Regions from separate parts of the Mus musculus genome. Here region 2 is linked to region 1. The links are chromatin contacts, found by Hi-C or POLR2A ChIA-PET in ENCODE. All regions are on one chromosome and are shown on one strand. Each heading gives the region's core, a stretch centred on a gene start or an enhancer-like site at or near the end of the contact. The rest is flanking DNA. Distances are from core to core; before and after follow the strand shown.

Region 1 (5,346 bases), core at 2,106-4,605:
CACTGTGCCCTTCTGAGTAGCTGGCCTGGGCTGCCTGGCTGGGGCTCAGTGGAGTCCCCTCAGCATGACCCTCCATACTTGGCTGCTCAGGATCCTTTGGACGCAGTCAGGAAAAAGCCTGCAGGATTTCTAGTTCCATTTGTACCCTAGGAGTCTATATAAGGAAACATCCCATTCTGGTGTGTCCGCATCATAAGCGCTGTATCAGGCTGGAGGAATGAGGAAGCCACGGGCCCTCCTCTGCTGTCCTGAAGGCTCACTCACTTCAGCAGCCTCCAGTCCCCACTGTCCTGGACTGGACCTTGTCAACAAATGGCAACCCAGCCCTTGGGAGTCTTGCAGACTCACAGCTAACATGGAACAGCTGGAAGAGGAGCCTGCCTTCTTTACTCTGCATAAACACTGGGGGCTCTGTTCACCCTCTCGCAGCAGCAAGAACCAAAGAATTTCCCTGCCTCCCCCGCAACAAATCGCCAGGTTCTCCCACATCGCCCCCCCCATCTCCAGTCTCCCCTTACAATTTGAGTCTGTCACCACCCATAATGGCAGATGTCAAACCGCTGGAAACGTTCCCACTGTATTTACTTTCTGTAGTGGTTGCTTTGACTATAAATACTAAAAGGTTACTAATAAACAATTTCTTAAAGTTTCCTAACAAAAGCCACACGCTGTGGAGCCCAATCCATGCCTGGTCTTCCCACAAGATCTCTTATCAATGCGGACAACGTCATGACCAGTAAGTGTAGCCACATCACAGCCATGCTGCAAATGTCATTTTAACAGTCTATAGCGTCACCTACATATTATTCGGAAGACAAACCTCTAAAACAGTGCTATCCGTGGGGGTTGAAGGAGAATGAATAATAAAATTGCATTTTCAGGTATTCTTACAGCCTGTCTGAGCTCAGTGACTGAAGGGGCAGTCCTGAGCTTCCTGGTGTATTGCTGAAAGCCAGCGAGCCACGTTACCCGAAAGGGGGGGGGGGGGTGGCAGAAAATCCAGACTCTACGTGACCTGACTTACTTATTTCCAAGGAAAGCGCAGGAGAGAAAAATCAATCATTCATGCTACCGTAGCTACAACACGGAATGGACTAAGGAGTTCACAATGGTCAAAGCCCCAAAGCGGACAGGGGAAGTGAAGAAGGGTCGGGTCCGACGCAGATGCTCAGAGCCCCGGGGCCAGTGAGGACCAGGTCCCCGCGGGTGGAGGCCGGGGGGGGGGGGGCGGGGGCGGAGCCCGGGCTGGAGGCGGGGAGACTGGATTCCCGGGGAGCCGCGGGATCCACGGCCGCGCACTTACCCGGGCTGTTGGCCTCTCCTTCCAGGACGTGCAGCTCGGCGCAGTCGGCCAGCGAGTGCTCCAGGCAGAGCTGAAGGAAGCGGGCCTGGGTCTGGCTTACGCGCTTGAGCAGCGACAGCAGTGCAACAGTCTGCTCGCACTCGTTCCAGCCCTTAAACCAGCCCGCCAGCACCCCGACCTGGTCGCGAAACATCATGGTTAGGGGGCCGCCCTCCGTCTACGAAGCCCCTTGGCGCTCCTGCCCGCCCCAAAGTTTGGCGGAGCCGCAGCCCCGTGGCCTCCCGAGACACGTTCTGGTTCCAAGGTCTCCGGTGCCCGGGCGCTGCAGGTACTGACTCTGCTCCTGCCTTGCTCTCCTCTCTCTATCGGTTCAGTTACGTTCTGGTGGTTCTGGTTGATTCTCCAGAGACGATGACAGACAGTAGCGCGGAGATATTTTAAAAAAAAAAAATAGCGATTAAAAATGTAAATCCCTCGCAAGGCACAAAACTGAATGAAGATCGCTCCTTCCCCTTTTCTCGTAGCTTCAGGATGGTGATTTCCGGCGTCCTGGGGTCTCCTCCCCGCTGGGCGGCAGCTCGGACCCTTCACACCCGCATTCCCAAGCGGCAATCACTACTGAAAGGACAGAAAAAGCTGCAGTGAGACCTCGGCACGCGGACTGGAGCGTCTAGGGGGATCCGGGAGTGAGAGGGAGCTCGGTAGGGGGTGTGTGGAAGCCAAGGCTGGGGGAAGGGGTGTCCCGCGAAGGGAAGTCCCCTAAATTCCAGCCGGCCTCTCCACACTCGGATGCGCGAGCTGAGCTATTGCACACTTCCTTCCCAGGTGCGGGAGGAGACCCCGCGGCTTCCTGTTGCTGCGGCTGTGACCCGCAAGTGCTCCCTGCACACCCCACCCGGAGTGGCCTCTGGGGCTGTGTCTGCGAACGCCAGCACCAGCAACAGATCCTCCCCGCGCTGAAAACTTGCAATGCGGCTGTGAAGGGGCGCGGGGGTGGGGTGGGGGCTAATGCAAAGCAGAGGCGGTGTCAGAGGCAACCAGGGTTCCAGCCTCCTCCTCCTCCTCCTCCTCCTCCTCCTCCTCCTCCTCCTCCTCCTCCTCCTCCTCCCCCTCCTCCTCCTCCTCCCTCCTCCTCCTATTCCTTCCCTCCTATTCCTTCCCTCCCTCCTCCCTCCTCCTCCTCCTCCCGGAGAAGCAGCCGTACGGCTGCAGCTCCATCTACAGCAACAGCCAGCATCTCCGCCGCCAGGCTCCCCTCTGGATTTAGGCCGTGAGCAGCCGCAGCGACAGCTCGAGACAAAAATAAACTCTCCCTATCCAAAGCTCGGCGCGGCTCAGTCAGAGCCCTCACTCCCCAGCGCCGCGCCAGCCCACCCGGGAGGTTTCCCTGGGCCTGCTTGACCCACGACCATCAGATGTGTGTGCGCGCGCGTGTGATTTAGGCATCCTGCCCCCGGTCCCCGCCGCCGCCTGCGGGCCGGAGTGTCCTCGCCCTCCGGTCCCAGGCCCAAGGCGATGCGGTTGGGGGCGCACGCCTTACGCAGGGACCGCGGGAGCCCGTATCACGGCTTTCCCAGGCGGCAGGGCGGACCCCGAGGGAAATGCAGATTCCTCCCTTCCGCACACGCCCCCCAAGGACCTCAAAGAAGAAAAGTTAGGTTTAGGGGCTCTATCGTCCCATCTCAGCTCCCGTGGCGAGGCGAGCAGAGACTAAGCGCCGGACCCTCTGGGGGCCGCTCGCTTCCAGCATCTGACACCCAGAACTTCTGGGTAGAAGAGCGAAGCCCCCGGGAAAGGGTCGGAGGAACCACTGGGTGCCTCGCCCGGGACAGCAGAAGGGACGCTCACCTCCACGCAGCTCATCCCTGCGGCTCGGGGCCCTGCGCGCGGGTCCGGGGCCGTAGCAGCAATCAGTGGGGTTGGGGGCGCTCGGAGCGCGGGCTGCGGGCCATGCCGTCGGGGCTGGCGGCGCGCGGAGAGGGCAGCGCTGCGGGTTCGGGGCGCTATCGCTGCCGCCACTGCTGCCTCCAGTGTCGGCTCGCGAAGGACTGAGCCGCCCGGAGCTCCCCACATGCTACTGATTAACATACACCATTACATCATGGGCTTGGCAGGGAGCGCCCGAGCGGGGGGAGAGGAACCCGGGCGGCGGCGGCGGCACGCGGGGGAGTCGGGGGAGGGGGGGAGGATCCCCGGGCCCGGCGGGCGGCGGGTTGGGGGGAGGGACGGATTCCTAAGCCCGGGCCATAGAGGAGGAGGGAGCCAAGTGGGAGGAGCGGAAGAGCGCAGATTGGAAGATCTGCGTAGAGAAACACAGAAGTTTGGGGAAGGGGAGGGGTCCGGGTGAATTCCTCTCGGCTGCCACCCGCGTGTTCTACAACGGCCAGGGCACCGGAGCCTCCGGAGCTGGGACAGGAGTGAATCCCAACGGAGCTGGACTGGAGCGAGAACGGTGCTGCCACCCGCCGCTCGCCCTTGGGAATGTGGCTCCCCAGGTCCAGTGACCCTTTGGCCTGGGACCTGTGGGTGGCTGACTGGTCCCGTGGGTGACTGACTGGTGTAGACCGTAAACACCCGGAGTCACTGTCTCTGGGGGCTTGGACGGATTCCTGGGGTCTGGGACGCATGAAGTAGCAGAGGGCGGCGAAGGGCACAACGCGCAGGGCTAGATGTGTCTGGCCGCGGTGCTCCACGAGGCCCTTGTCTAGGAGAAGCAAGCAGAGCCTGGTCGATCACCCTCAGCCCAAGTCCGGCGCTGGATGCCCTTTATTTTTGCAGTCCTCCATACCCGCCTCAGGCCTCGCTTTCCCGAGAGGAGGAGGCGGACTTCGGGAGCCTGATCTCAAGCTATGCTTGGCGCGCGGCTGTGGCTTGTGGCCTGGAGCTGTGGCCCCAGGCGCCCTGGGCGACGGGGAGGCGTGGCGAGACCACCTGTCAGCACCACGGAGTTTGGGGGACGCGGCTTTCACCTGTGCCTGCAGAGGGCGGGGCCAGAGGCTGGGCCGGGATTTGTCGCTGGAAGCTCTAGGTCGCCTACTATAAAATGCTTGCATGGGTCAATTACCCAAAAGAAGGGTTGACTAAAAATACCCTAAAGCCTAGACATTTCTGCATCTTCTAATGCGAACGGTCACAAAGGGACTGGCCAAAATCCAGCCTGTTTCAGAAGAAACACCGAGCCTTCGAATTTGTTTTCCAGAGACTTGGGAGCATTTATAAACGAGAGCTGGAAAAGCAAACGTGGGTCTGCCCTGCTCTAGCTAGCACAGTTTTAAAGGTAAAGTGTCCAAGGCCTTATTCCTCCACCTTTCAGCTCCCACACTAGCATCTGGATTTCCAATCCTTTCTTCTACCCTGCTCCTCGGATTTCATGTCTGTCTCGTGTAGGTCCTGTCAGTGTGACAACACCTCCCATCTCTTAGGGTAGTGAAAGGGCTTGTGGGGAGGCACAATGTTTTGCCAATGTTTCCATCACAACCGAGTGTGTGAAGTTTTTAAAGTTCATTATTAACCACCTAGGGGAGGTATCCGCATAACTTGATGAATAGTTTGCTCTATTTAGGAAACACTAGTCCCGGAGTCAGTGTTTGACTTTTGATTTTTTTTTAAATTATTATTATCAAAGAAGCAGGACAGCTTTATAGAGTCCCCGCCCCCCCCCAACCCCCAGCTATTCCTTGGTAGTACTTCTGCCAGGAAATGGGGAAGACACTGAGAGATGGGACCACGCGGTGCTAACTCAGCCAAGGTTTTTAGACGTACCCCAATGGACTGTTGTTGTTATTGATAAAGAAAACCAAAGATACACCAATAACGTAATTATTGTCTTCTGCTACTTAAAACAGGGCTAGTAAGGCAGAGGGCCCAGGCAGACGGGAGTAAAGTTGCAAGCAAGGCGACGAAAGAAGATAGTGCCACCTACGGGAGAAGCGTGGTTCTGACGGCAGCCTTTGACCTAGGGACCAGTGTCATACTTAGTTCATCTTTGAAGTCTTGCTGTTCAGCATGATTTTGCATTTTTTGCTTCTCTTGGTGTTTGCTTA
Region 2 (5,346 bases), core at 815-3,314, 180 kb before region 1:
GAAGGCTCCCTGGAGTTTCTAAGAGGTTCAGACTCACAATCTATAGCGAGATGCCAGGCATCTGGAAACTGCTCTCCACACCAGAGCAAACAGGTAGCTTCACAAACAAGGAACCACTGTTAGTCTGCAGGCATCTTTTTGTTTCCATGAGAAAAATCAGCACAGGAAGGAACATGGGACCCATAATTCACTCATCACTGCCGGCTGGTGTCAGGATTCACAGTTGTGGACTGGTTTTGGCGTTACACATTTTTGTAGTGGTTCCTGTCTGAGTCATGGAGATAGATCCTGTGCTTAAGCTGAACTCTAAAGCCAACTCTATCTGTGCCAATACTTTCTATCCCCCGTGAAACCTATAGTGAACCCGTGGATGTTTGCCCCTCCTGGATTTCTTTCTTCAATCCAGACATGGGCGCTAGAGAGCAGGCATAGGCACATCAGCACTTCATGCGCTGTTCTGTGACTGCTGTTACTGTGCGTAGGACAACTTACCAGACTCTGTGGTTGCCTCCAAGACTGAGGTGATGGACAGAGCAGAGCGAGCACTGGCTTCTGAAGCTCATCCAAGGCAAACCCAGTAGCTCACCAGCAGCTCGAACCCAGAGGACTTAATTCATTATAGCATCAGGATCCAAGGAAGCATGGGTGACCAGGAACCTTCACATTGGTCATTTCCCTTTCTCTGACAGACAGGGAAGTCACATGGCACCCTATGTTCTAGTAAGTGACACTCTAAACTGTGTTCCTTTAGTCTGTGTTCCCACAAGGAAGGTGGAAATGTGTCCTGGGCCCATTGCTCACTTACCCTTTCCAAAGACTTCAGGAGGTTCTGTCTTTCTTTGAGCTTCTGAATACTGATTACAATTTTGTGTCTTGCGCCTTTGGTAACATTCTGTAATCAGATGCAACAATATATTAGAACATAACATATTCAGGAATCAGCTTAGAGGCTCTCAGAGGCTGGGCTCTACTTAGTCTTTTGTTCCTACATGTTCACAGACAGGCCAGGATACATTTCTCTCTTGTTGCTACCACTGACTCAAAACCCTTTTTAGTCAATATACTAACTCCGTCTGGCTACCAGTTTGCCCATGACCTTTAAGACAGAGAGCCACATAACAGCCAATTATCCCACCCAGTGTGAGATGTCTTCACTTTCACCATGTTAAATGACCTTTTTGGTTTTGTTCAGGACACTCCTGTCTTCAGGTTGTCTTACTTCAGTCCCTCTTGGTTTCTCTGGAGACTGCAGTATTGTTGTTTTTTGCTTTCTTGGGGCAAAGGACGTGAAGCCCAGTACCGCCCATGTGCACCAACCACCACACAGGGGAATTCTGTTCCTTTACGACCATCCTTTTCCTTTCCATTATGAAAAGTGGAATTTACTTCACTCTAGGTAAGCATGCAGAGTTGTGGATTTTTTATTTTAAACTGGCCACAGCAGTCAGGGGGAGGGGGGGACTTCCTTAGAATCTTGTGGATTGTAGTCGCTACACACTTCCCAGTAAAAAGGGTCCCTTTTTTCTAAGCAGGTCTCTAATGCAGCGTTCTGGCCATCTCTGTTCCCTGGCAACCATTCTAGAGTTTCTCCTTCACTAGTGAAGGGCAGAGGGTGGCAGGGGCATCTCTGCCCTTGCAAGCACTGGGGATATATTTCTGTTTTGCTGTACTTTTCGGATCCAGTGAATTCAATTATTTTGTAAAAGTTTGGGTCAGGCTCTAGCGCTACCATCCTTGGCAGGACTTTCTCTCTCTTTTTAAAAATCTGAACAACTGATGAGTTGGCTTTTTCTCTCAACTTTGACCTAAACACAGATTGCTCTTTCAAATAGTTCCTGTCAAACCCTGGGGTCCGAGGCAGCAGCTGAGATCCAAGCAGTGGTGGGAGAAATGTTAGGAAGTTGAAATTAGTGCCTTTCATTCTCTGAGAGTGTGCAGTGACTCTGGGCTTTGTCTTGTTCTCAGTCCTGGTATTTAGCCAGGCCTACAGAAGGGGATCTGAGGGCACTGAATAAGTACAGGAAAAGCAGAGGTCAGTGGGGAGCCATGTGGCAGCCAGGCCCTGCCCCACATGCTCCAATCTCTCCTTCCTGTGCAACGAATATTAACTCATTTAGACCACCGGTTTCTTCGAATTGTCGCTCAAAGGAAACTGGGGTCAATTTGAAAAAAAAATGCAAATAGCATTTTAAACAAGAGAAACAAAAACACACATTAGATCTGTTGGCCAGAGCCTGGCATGGCAGAAATGGTTTCTGGGGTGCTGTTGATGGGTGTTTGCCCTCAGATTTTGTGGGGAGAGACTTAAGAAGGAAGGGGAGATTCTGTTCTTTTATGACTTCAGAAGGGAAATAAATTCTAAGGCCTGGATAACTTAGCCGCCCTCACTGGCCCATGCCATTTGGGGTGGTCAGAAGAATGTATTTTAAACAGTTTACTCTGATCTCAACTAAGACAGTGTGAGTGATTTTGGAAGAGTGTCCCGGAGTGGCTAGTGTTTCCTCTGGCTGGTCCAGTTAGAAGTTAGTGGATGTGTGACCAGACTGGATAAAGAGACGAGGAATCTGTCCCTATCCAAACAAGTCTTGGCTTGGTGGAGGAAAGAGAAGAGCCAGGGGAAAGCTCTTGGGAACACTTATGTGATACCACACCTGGCAGTACCACAGGGTCTTCCTTAGCACCCAGAGTTTGAAGGTACACTTGGCTCTGTCTTTTCCTAACTTCCTCTCCCTTGCCTTGGCCCGTGACTGCCTGCTGGTCTTTATCTTCCACTGAACTGCCAAGGCAAGAAACTAGTTTACTCACCGTGGGACACCAGCCAGCACCAGGCAGCTCCTAGATCCGGGCAAGCTATGGAGTGGATAAGGTCTGTTTCTGCATCTAAGACAAGGTCTGTCTGATGCTGAACCTCAAGACCTTGTCTCAGGGAAGGGGCCCCTCAGGCACATACCTGAGCCTCCAGTTGACACTCAGTGAGGGCCATCATTTCCTCATAAGTCATCTGCGAGAAGAGCGCAGCGTACTTGTGCAGGCGGAGGCTTTTTAACCAAGCTGGAACATCTATGGTGCAAGATGCGCAAGAGATGGAAGGAGAAATGAAAGGGGCAAGAAGGGATGATGAAAGATGGGAGGGCAGAGAGGGGGAAGGGCGATGGCCAGAGGGAAAAAAAGAAAAAGTTATTACTTAACTTAGGTAGCAACTGATGGCTCACAGATTAGGGCTAACCTTGGCAACCCCACTGGGCCCTAAAGTTTACCTAGACCAGGCATTGCTAACTTGGGGTTTAAGTATTTCAGGAGAAACAGGAATTCCCTAGAATACTTGTGTGTGTGTGTGTGTGTGTGTGTGTGTGTGTGTGTGTGTCTAGTTTTCTACAGTTCCTTTAAAGGTATCAAAGGAATTCATCACAATAAAGTAAAACACAAAGAGCCTCTGCTTTAGCTGGGCCAACTTACTGTTGTCTTGGGAAGAACTGACTTAGAAAATGCCCAAAGTAGATACAATAGTCTGTGCCCTCAAGACACTATTTTTCTTTTTTTGAAACTTAGTATAAATCTCCGAAAGCTATATCAGCTACTTCTAGAAGCTAGAACCATATGCAGTAGTTGTACTCCATAACTTCCCTGCCTGGTGTTTCTTTCACCTTCCCTGGCCCCCTGTGGGATAAAGGGCATCCTGGACTACCAGTATTACCACTGTTGTGGGATAGCTGCCAGTCATTTCTCCATAAGAAACATCACAACACGGAGGACCCAAACCTTGCCTAGATCCCAGGATAAAGGAAATGCCAAGGTACAACTGAAACAAACCCCAGGCATGGTGTTTTAGAGTTCAGAAAATTACTGGACTGAAGAGCTACTGAATCATTACTTTGCTAATTGCAACTAAAATAAATCATTTACCCAAAGTCTCAAGTCAGAATTTTTGAGCTGATAAGACCTGAGATCATCTTTCCCTAACCCTACTCACCATACAGATGGCAGCGTTGTGCCATTAAGTCTAGATCACAGAGAAAGAATGTGGTCAAGTGGGGTCTAGAACTCAGGTCCTTCTGCAGCCCAGCTCTTAGCTACATTGCAGCAAGGACTACAGAGATCACCAGCCATAGAGCTAAGTAAATAGAGATTGAGAGTATTTTGAGATTCCAAGGTACTGGGTAAGTATCATTCATACTTTCTATAGGGCATCATCATATTGCTAATCATATTGGTCACAAGATTATAAAGTGGTTTACTCTGAGGCACTGATGAGCCGGCCACACACATTCAAATATAGGTGGGAACTTCGGGTTTTCCAATGTTTAAAGTAGATAGCCAGGACTGATGGAAGACAGTTTGCCTCCCAGGAAAACCAAACCCAGGAAAACCAAACCCAGGCTCAGGGAGTGTGGACAGGGTTGGTCTCCTTAAAAAAAAAAAAAAAAAAAGTCAGGCATAGCAGGTGATCATTGGCCTGCTGCTGAGTGATCTTGTGCAGAGCAAAGATGGAAGATTTCTGGGAATTAGAACTGAACATTCAGTTAAGGACAGACACCAACCATCGTTTCAGGCTAGAAATTACTCCATTCTTTGCTTGGAAGGTCTTCAATCTACTGTGACAAAAGAGATTCCCTCTGGGACCATCATTAAATAAACTCAGGCAAGGCTTTTCCAGGTACACAGTGCTAACTCTTACCATAATTTTCAGCACAAACCACCTCTGGATCACCATTTCTGGACATGCTAGCCCGTAGTCTGGTACTTTTCCTGATATAATGTCCTGGAGCCCTTTTACCAGACTTCACTCTCTGTCAGTTATTTGTTTTTGTGGAAACAGTGGTAACACTTATACAGAGAAGGGTAACCATAGGTTGACATCGGTAGCCAGGTTAACTACAGCTCTGGTGTTCTGATCACTTGGTCACCAGGTTTTGTGTTTGCCATTCATATCTTTTTTTCTTTCTTTCTTCTTTTCTTTTCTTTCTTTCTTTTCTTTTCTCTTTTCTTTTCTTTTCTTTTCTTTTCTCTTCTTTCTTTCTTCCTTTCTCTCTCTCTTTCTTCCTTTCTCTCTCTTTCCTCTCCCTTTCTTTCTTTTTTTCTCTTTCTTTCTCTCTCTCTCTTTTTCTCTCTCTCTTTCCTTCCTTCCTTTCTTTTCTTTCCTTCCTTCCTTTCTTTTCTTTCCTTCCTTCCTTTCTTTTCTTTCCTTCCTTTCTTTCTTTCTTTCTTTCTTTCTTTCTTTTCTTTCTTTCTTTCTTTTGAGACAGGGTTTCTCTGTATAGCCCTGGCTGTCCTGGAACTCACTCTGTAGACCAGGTTGGCCTCGATCTCAGAAATCCGCCTGCCTCTGCCTCCCAAGTGCTGGGATTA

The links. A loop is a pair of places that touch in the nucleus more often than their neighbours do. ChIA-PET counts read pairs that join two places held with the same protein, here RNA polymerase II (POLR2A).
Region 2: POLR2A ChIA-PET joins it to region 1 with 15 read pairs in Patski. The contact joins the enhancer-like site here to the promoter of Samd4 in region 1. A Hi-C loop is called at or near these places in 2 of 37 maps with a recorded cell type or tissue (T-helper 17 cell and mouse embryonic stem cell). POLR2A ChIA-PET finds 5 or more read pairs at or near these places in 1 of 5 experiments (Patski).

The regions. Positions count from the first base shown.
Region 1 is chr14:46,880,974-46,886,319 of GRCm38, reverse strand. It overlaps Samd4 (sterile alpha motif domain containing 4), which reads right to left and starts at 3,355. Exons shown (of 13, transcript NM_001037221.2): 1 at 3,152-3,355; 2 at 1,304-1,921. The coding sequence starts at 1,499. Gm34934 (a long non-coding RNA gene) reads left to right here and starts at 3,521. Exons shown (of 2, transcript XR_383407.3): 1 at 3,521-4,580; 2 at 5,149-5,346.
Region 2 is chr14:47,061,934-47,067,279 of GRCm38, reverse strand. It overlaps Samd4 (sterile alpha motif domain containing 4), which reads right to left. Exons shown (of 13, transcript NM_001037221.2): 5 at 2,951-3,060; 6 at 806-892. Among named protein-coding and RNA genes, the nearest start is that of Gm10371, 52 kb to the left of the region's middle. Within about 2 kb of position 2,064, at least 1 of the 3 ENCODE cell types and tissues checked has a DNase peak (open chromatin) inside an H3K27ac peak, as active enhancers do.